Regions from separate parts of the Homo sapiens genome. Here region 2 is linked to region 1. Evidence: chromatin contacts called from ENCODE Hi-C data. All regions are on one chromosome and are shown on one strand. Each heading gives the region's core, a stretch centred on a gene start or an enhancer-like site at or near the end of the contact. The rest is flanking DNA. Distances are from core to core; before and after follow the strand shown.

The links. Hi-C counts contacts between places; a loop is a spot of excess contacts on that map. Pooled maps may share reads with other maps.
Region 2: a loop to region 1 is called in a pooled map, with 2.9 times the contacts of the local background. The contact joins two enhancer-like sites. A Hi-C loop is called at or near these places in 3 of 168 maps with a recorded cell type or tissue (CD4-positive, alpha-beta T cell, IMR-90 and gastrocnemius medialis), 1 of 37 single-sample maps with no recorded cell type and 7 of 50 pooled maps.

What each region holds. Positions count from the first base shown.
Region 1 is chr9:100,596,783-100,600,792 of GRCh38, forward strand. No RefSeq gene overlaps it. Among named protein-coding and RNA genes, the nearest start is that of CAVIN4, 21 kb to the left of the region's middle. RefSeq lists an enhancer at 1,965-2,259. Within about 2 kb of position 2,054, at least 17 of the 41 ENCODE cell types and tissues checked have a DNase peak (open chromatin) inside an H3K27ac peak, as active enhancers do.
Region 2 is chr9:100,109,991-100,113,757 of GRCh38, forward strand. The region is part of intron 2 of INVS (inversin); the gene reads left to right. Among named protein-coding and RNA genes, the nearest start is that of INVS, 13 kb to the left of the region's middle. Within about 2 kb of position 1,486, at least 10 of the 41 ENCODE cell types and tissues checked have a DNase peak (open chromatin) inside an H3K27ac peak, as active enhancers do.

The sequences.
Region 1 (4,010 bases), core at 804-3,303:
TCTGCAAGATCTGGCTCCTGCGTGCCTAACTTCATCCTCATCTCTTATTCTTCCTCCTCAGTTTCTGCATTCCAGAGACTGGCCTCTCAGGTCCTCCAATGCCTTATCCCACCTGTCTTAGGACCTTTGCATAGGCAATTCCATTTGCCTGTCCACACTCTTCCCACTCCCCTCCCAACCAACTAAGAATACACCTAGTTAACTTCTATTCATCTTTCAGATTCCATTGAAAATGATACTTCTTCAGGAAAGCTTTCCCTGCCTCTACGTCACTCCCTGACAGGGAAAGCCTCCCCTGTTACACAATAAGAACACTTATTGTAGTTTAAAAATATATATTTAGGTGGTTATTCACTCAGCTAGATTGTAAACCTCTTGAGCACTGGCACCGTGTCTGCTCAGCCCATTGCTCTGTCCCTGCCATGGTGCCTCAGATAGAGTAGTCTGAAAAGGGAGGGATTTTATTTGAAAGTTAAAATGTAGAAATAGATAAAACACTTGGTGACCGAGTATGAGGGATGTAGTGGGTTCTATGGTGACAATCACATTCCCTCTAAGACTTGGCACTCATCCCTCCAGATGCTGGGAGTTTTGACGGCTGATGGCTCTCGCCCAAGTCTGTCTCCAGGAATTGCCCTCAGCAGAGAAAGCCACCTCACCCAAGGTCATGCCCCCTCCTGAGAGCAGCCCACATTGAGTGACGGGTTGACTGAGGGATATGTGTGTGGCTTCTGGCTTCAGCGTGGAACAGCTCTGAAGGACCTTCCTGGGTCCAGAGCTTGCCATAGCATTGGCTGAGGCCCCGGTTTAAACCTCACTAAGTGTTCAACTCCTTGTCTCTGTCCTTCATCCTTCAGCCCTCACAGGTGCTGTTCATGAGAGCATCACTCAATAAGCCACCTACAATATCTCTGAGTCTGTTTCCTAGGGAAGCCAGCCCACAGCTGGGCATGATGGAGAGGGAGGAGTCTAAGGTGGCTCCTGGATTTCTGGCTTGAGACAGCACATGATGTTATCCAGTGAGAAGAGGGACAAAGAAGAAAGTGTACAGAAGTTGAAGCAGGTTTGCTGGAAAAGATATGTTTTGGGGGTGCTAAGTCTGAGGTGCCTGTGGGATAGCCAGGAGTTTGAAGCTCAGAGGAAAGATCTAGACTAGAGGTACAGATTTGGGAGTCATCAGCAAGGCAAAAACAATGGCATTAAGGAGATCTTCACCCCATAAAAGTGTGGAGTGTGAAAAAAAAACAACTAACCAGGAAGCATGTGTGTGGGAGCCAACAGAAATGGGCAGGGGAAGGAAGACACACTTCTGGCAAATATAGTGATCAGAGAGTTTGGAAAACCGGGAGTGTGAGCATTGTGGATGACAGAGGGATTTGCAGCAGTTTCAGATAGATGTGTCAGGAGCTGCAGAGAGAGCAGCATGGAAAAGTGTTCATTGGGGTGCATGACAAGGTCGCTGAGGACCTTGCTGAGAGCAGTTTGAGTGGAGTGGGTAGAAGCAGCCAGATTCCAGTGAGTTGGGGAGATGGGGTGGGAGGAGAAGAGACAAATGTGATAACCTTTGATAACGCTCATGAGATGGGGACAGGAGAGGTAGGTAGGGACAGAGCACAGAAAACAGGAGGGTATTTGTAAATGATGGGGGAGATGAGCTGAAGGAGAAGGCCCAGCCAAGAAGGGGTAAAGCGAAGGCCGCAGGTGTGGCAACTGGTTAAAATTCTTGAGCAGGTGGAAGAAGACTGAGCAAACAAAATTAATCCTGGAGAGGAAGAACCAAATCTCAGGCGCCAGAAGTGACGGAAGCAGGTAACAACAGCCACAATTTATTATGCTCTTTATTTAAGGCAAGGAACTTTAAGTACTTTAACCCTCACAACAAATCTACTCTCGAATACCACGCACCTGGCCGGAGCTGGTGGGGCTGCGGAGGCCTGGCCTCTCTCCCTGGAGCCCCGCCCAGTCCCCAGGTAGGCGGGGGAGCGTACGCTTCCGGCAGGACAGGGTGGTTCCAGAACCCACCGCTCGCTCTCTTGAAACCGGCTCCGCGGGCAGGAGGAGGGAATTTTGCATTTCCCGCAGTAAGCGCGCCGGGGCCGGGGAGGAGCCACATGAAAAGCGCTAATGGCGTAACGCATGCGCGCCGCGGAGAGCCGGTGCAGAGCCGGCGCAGGCGCCGAGGTCTGCGGGGCGGGTGTTCTCTTCCCGTCTCCGTCAGCATCCAGGTTCAGCGCCCGGCTTGAGTCCGGTTTGTTTTGTAGGAATTCCTGTTAATTCCTGTCGCAGTCTAGCCGTCTACCAATAGGAAATTTGTTAAAATATAGTGATGTACATATGATGGGCTATTTTCGCAGCTCCACTCACGCAAACCAGAAATGTAAATTATTCCCTTGTCTTGGTCTCCTTATAGTTGAAAAATTATTCTCTCCTGGCACTGTTTTATTTATGGCTGGCGACTGAGCTGTTTAAGCTTTGCAGTTTCTGTCTCGTTGGTTGAATTAGACTTACGAACAAATTGTCCATATGATGACAAGAGGGCAATGATGACTGAGTTTTTCCTGGGCCAAGCGGGTCAGTGGTAGGGAGTTGGCTACTTGGAAAAAAATTCTCCTTAAGACACTTCCTCTCGAAGGTGAGAGCTCAGCAGAAGGGGATTGGGGCCTCACTGTCAGATGCGTAAGTTGAGGGGGTTGTCGTCAGGAGTCCGCTGGAGGGGAGGCATTGCTTGAGGAAACTTTGAAAGGGCTCCACAAGAAAAAAAAAATCAGCCTTCAGAATTTGCCACACCTGAAAGGCACCATTGTGCCTCCAGATTTCTTGGATGGGAATCAAACAGCAGTGCACTGCATCCCTTGGACTGCAAGCTCCCTGAGTGGTCCCTCAGAGGCCCTCTTTGGTAAGCTTGAGGTTAGAAGCAGGCCCCTCACACCACCTCCTTTGGTTGCGGGTTCAGCAGATCTCTCCAAAGGATCCTCACTTGACCTCTCTTCCCATCTCTATTCTTTGACCTCATATCTTCTTTATGGACAGATAATGAATTCAAGGTTTTAGCCAAGTCCTGCTTTGCAAATCCACCAGGATGGTCTGTTTCACTACTGATTCTGAGATATGGATTCACACTTCCAAATGAGAAGAATTTTAGTTTGGTACTGCAGCATTATGCAAACCAACCTACAAGCAGGCAACACTTTCATGGAACAAAAGAGCTTACTCAACTCTTAGAAACCACGACTACCCCTACATTCAGATTTGTCGAAATCCTGGTTCCACCAACCAGCAGAACTCAATTCTAAGCGATTCTTTCTCAGCACACTTCCTATGTGTGCCATTATATTGAGAGAGCTGAATTCAGAGGAGTATCAGGAGAGGGAAACTGTTCTTTTCCCACTGACCATCTCAGGCATATTCTTACAACTTCTTTCGTCACTCTCAGATAATAAAAATTTTTCTAGTTACTTTTAGACCCAAAGTAATCTTATTTGAGTTATGAAAATTCCAGTCCAATATCAAAATCATATAACAACTTTCTCTATCCAATTGTAAACTCTCCACCTTCAGTGAAGTCTTAAAAAAAATTAAACCATGCCAAAGGGTTTATTTAAAAAGCAATCGTCAGTAGTCATTTGCCCTACTTCTGTCTCCAGCCACGGTTCCACTGCCTAGAGGAAGCCATTCTAAACGCTTATTTTTGTGTTTAGTAAATTATAGTTGTTGATAAATTTACGTTAACCCTGGCTTCTCAGTAGGAGCTCAGGTTCTGCCACTTGGCGATTTAATGTTTGGGAGACGTGAGAGATGACTCAGAGACATGCTGTGACATTTCATCTCCTCACCTGGACTCCCCTCCACCCATTTTCTTGAGATAGCAGGTAGCTCGAAGGCCTGTATGAAGCCCCAAAAGGCCAGGATTGCTGGCTGTCAGCCAAAAGGCCTTATCACAAGCCATGCTCGCTGTTGTCTAGTAATTTTTTAGATCCAAAGGCCTGCCCTTGTGGGCCTGGCTTTGACAG
Region 2 (3,767 bases), core at 236-2,735, 490 kb before region 1:
ACACAGTATTTAGATACGGAAGTGAGCCTCATAAATGACAGAGTAGAGGTACTATTTCAGGTTACTTCTTCCCTTACCTCAATCCCTACCTTAAAAGCTAGAGTCATTAAATGTTTTTAAAATGCTTGCCTACATGCAAATGTGTTTATAAATATACTTAAATGTTTATGCATCCATCCTAACAATAGTAATAAAATTAGCTAACATTTATAAAGTTATGTTTTATGTGCCAGCCACTGTATTGTTTGGCAACTCATTAACTTAACAGTGAAATAATATGAAGAGTTTGGGGTATTAGTATTACCCTCATTTTTAAATAAGGAAATTGAGATGCAGAGAGGTTAAGTAACTTGTCTAAGAAGTATCAGAACTGAGATTAAAGCCAAGAAGTCTGATTCCAGAGTCCATTCTTTTAACTGCTAAAGTATGGGACCTCAATGTATGGGTAGATATTTTTGTACACACGTGCACTTTCATATGTATAAATAAATAGGAATGAGAAAGATAAGAAAGAAAGAACCGATTAGGTGTGAACCTTGCATGATGAAATGAATGATTATCTAGATGGGATTTTTCTTAACATTTTTGTGCTATGGGCCCTTCTGGCAATCTGGTAAGCTTCTGGACTCCTCAGAACAAAAATATATGTATATTTTTAAGAGCTGAAATGCAATATAGAGGATTACAAAGGAAACCAGTTATATTGAAATATCAAATATTTTTAAGTTGAGACATAACAATATTCTGCCATAATTTTTTATGAATGTATTAAATAGCAAGGTGTTGGGGCAAGTCTTACAGCTATGATAATTTTGAAATAGCAGTGAGTGAAAATGATATTTTAACATACCTGCACAAATTATAAGTTATAGAAATATTTTATAAAATCTCAAGTCCTCTCAAAATACAGTATGTCTCATGTTATTATTATTCTCATTTTGCATGTTAGGACACTGAGACTCAGAAGTTGAGAAATTTAGTTGCACAGTTAATAACTGGCAAAGTTGAGCCTCAAACCAAATTATCTGATGATGAATCCTATGTTCTTTCCATTGTTCCCATGTTGTCACTCTATAACAATAAGCAGAGATTTTTTAATGACAGCAAAATGCCTTCCCAAGATTGTAACAGTATAAAATATGTAAAGTAAGAAGTGGGTGAAATCAGATGAAATAAATACATCTTGGATGCCATGCAAATATAACATTTTAGAACAAGCAAATAAGATACAAATAGAGACTACTCTTGTTACTTGTATTGGGCATTGTGTTGCTGTAGCTATTGTGCGGACTAGCACAACTATAACTGCAAGTGACAGTCATTTCCTCTAACTGCTAGAGTTGGCGCTCTGGTTTCTGCACATACCAGCCCATTAACCATATGTACTCTTATGCTTCCACAAGCCTTAAAATAACTGAATGCGGTAGAGCAGTGGCTTTCCAGTCATGCTTCCAGCTCAGCTTTCTGGACTGTGTTGAGACAGAGCACAGGCAGAATGCCAGCCACGTTGAGCAAGCACCAATTGGTCATGGATTAGAGGCCATCTCCACAGTTGCCAGAATAATTAGCACAACACAGCACAGTAGCCAGCTGCTTTCTATATTAACTGTTCCTGACAGGAATGCAAATTTAAATGCACTGCCATCCAGTGAATATTAGTTTACATCATAAGCTCTACGTTTGTACAACATGTTACAATTACCAAATATTTCCAAACAATACATTGTTTTATTGGATCATCAAACAAGTTGCGGTGTAGATTGGACAAGTATTAGCTGAATGTTATAAGTGAGGAAACTAAGGAAGAGAGTAGGGTGGATAGATAAAGGCACAGACCTCGCTCAGTTACTGGCCAGGAAGCCCAGAACCTAATGGTACCCTCATTATTCAGAAACTAGCCATGAAGCCACTGTCCCCCTAGAGCTACTCAAGACAGGACCTAAGTGAGGTTGAATGCTGCTTTTTCTAATCATTTAGGGGATATATACTTTCTTTCTTTCTTTCTTTCTTTTTTTGAGACAGAGTCTCACTCTGTCACCCAGGCTGGAGTGCAGTGGTGCAATCTCTGCCTTCCGGGTTCAAGTGATTCTCCTGCTTCAGCCTCCCGAGTACCTGGGACCACAGGTACATGCCACCATGCTCAGCTAATTTTTGTATTTTTAGTAGAGACAGGGTTTTGCTATGTTGGCCAGACTGGTCTCGAACTCCTGACCTCAGGTGATCCACCCGCCTCAGCCTCCCAAAGTGCTGGGATTACAGGCATGAGCCACCACGCCCAGCCGGGGGATATATACTTTCAATTTCCTCAAATAGACAAATTTTGCCTTATAGGCACAAAATATTGGATTGTGGTGACATAACCCAATAACATCTTCTCTTCTGGGAAATACATATATCGGTTACAAAGAAACAATGTATGTCAGGGAACAAAGAGAAGGCTTGAAGTTTCCCTGTATCTTATATAAGACTTAGGAAGATGACAGGATTGACCTAAAGTTCTGTGTCCTTGAAGGTGAGTTGCCTATTAACCCCATGATGCTGACTCTGCTTTGACCCTGAGGAGCCTAATCAATTAGGACAGGGGTGTTCAAGCTTTTGGCTTTCCTGGGTATTGGAAGAAGAATTGTCTTGGGCTACACATAAAATACACTAACACTAACAATAGCTGATGAGCTAAAAAAAAAAAAAATCGCAAAAAAAAAAATCTCATAATGTTTTAAGAAAAATTATAAATTTGTGTTGGGCAGCATTAAAAGCCTTCCTGGGCTACATGTGGCCCACAGGCCACAGGTTGGATAAGCTCGAGTTAGGATTATCCCAGAATGTGAGATGGCCTCTGTTTCTCAGCACTTACTCTTGTGACCATAGTTCCTAATCCTCTCCTTTACTAAAGCTTCTAAGGAGGAATGTCTCTCTAGGCAGAAAGTGTAAATGAATTACTGTTATCTTGCTAATACTAGCTACTACTATCTTTGCTTAACCTAACAAGATGCCAGTAGAGACTGCCCTTTAATCATGAAAGACAACTAGAGACTAGTCTCATTATGGCATATTCTCTATAAGTATCACTGACTCCAGAAGGACTCAAACTGATAAAAGGAACATGCTCTTATACTACATTTTAGTTCTGTTAATGAGTTTCAGTTTAAATAAATCTTTATCTATAAATACAGTGATAGAATCTTTGGAATCTTCTAGATTAGATATTGAAGGCTCTAGTACAAAGAATATACTGTTGTACTACACAGAGTCTTGTGCATAAGGGCTTCTGTTATTATATGTGTTGAATCCAATGCAAAATTTGCCTCCATCTTCAAAAAAGTTCTGAAAAAGAATATCTGCCTCCTCTAGGAGTTACACACAACCTGAATACATCTGTAAGGCTCTTTCAAATTTCCAGAGCAATGACCTTTCTTGCTTTTTACCAGCGAAGTAAATTGCTGAAAAGCTAGGAAGTCTTTCTGGGTTCCAGCGTATCCAAGATTAAAATATATGTCGAAGTATTGCAAACTAAAACAGTAGCTTAGTTTCATGCCCAAAACAACCCAGGCATTTATCTGGTGTCTTTTTTGTTTGTTTGTTTGTTTGTTTGTTTGTTTGTTTTAGTTTTAATTGATACATACTAATTGTATGTGTTTATGGGGGTGGAGTGTGATGTTATAATACATGTATAGATTGTGTAATGATCAAATGATGATATTTAGCATATGCATTAACTCAAACATTTATCATTTCTCTGTGGTGAGAGCATTCAAAATTCTAGCTAT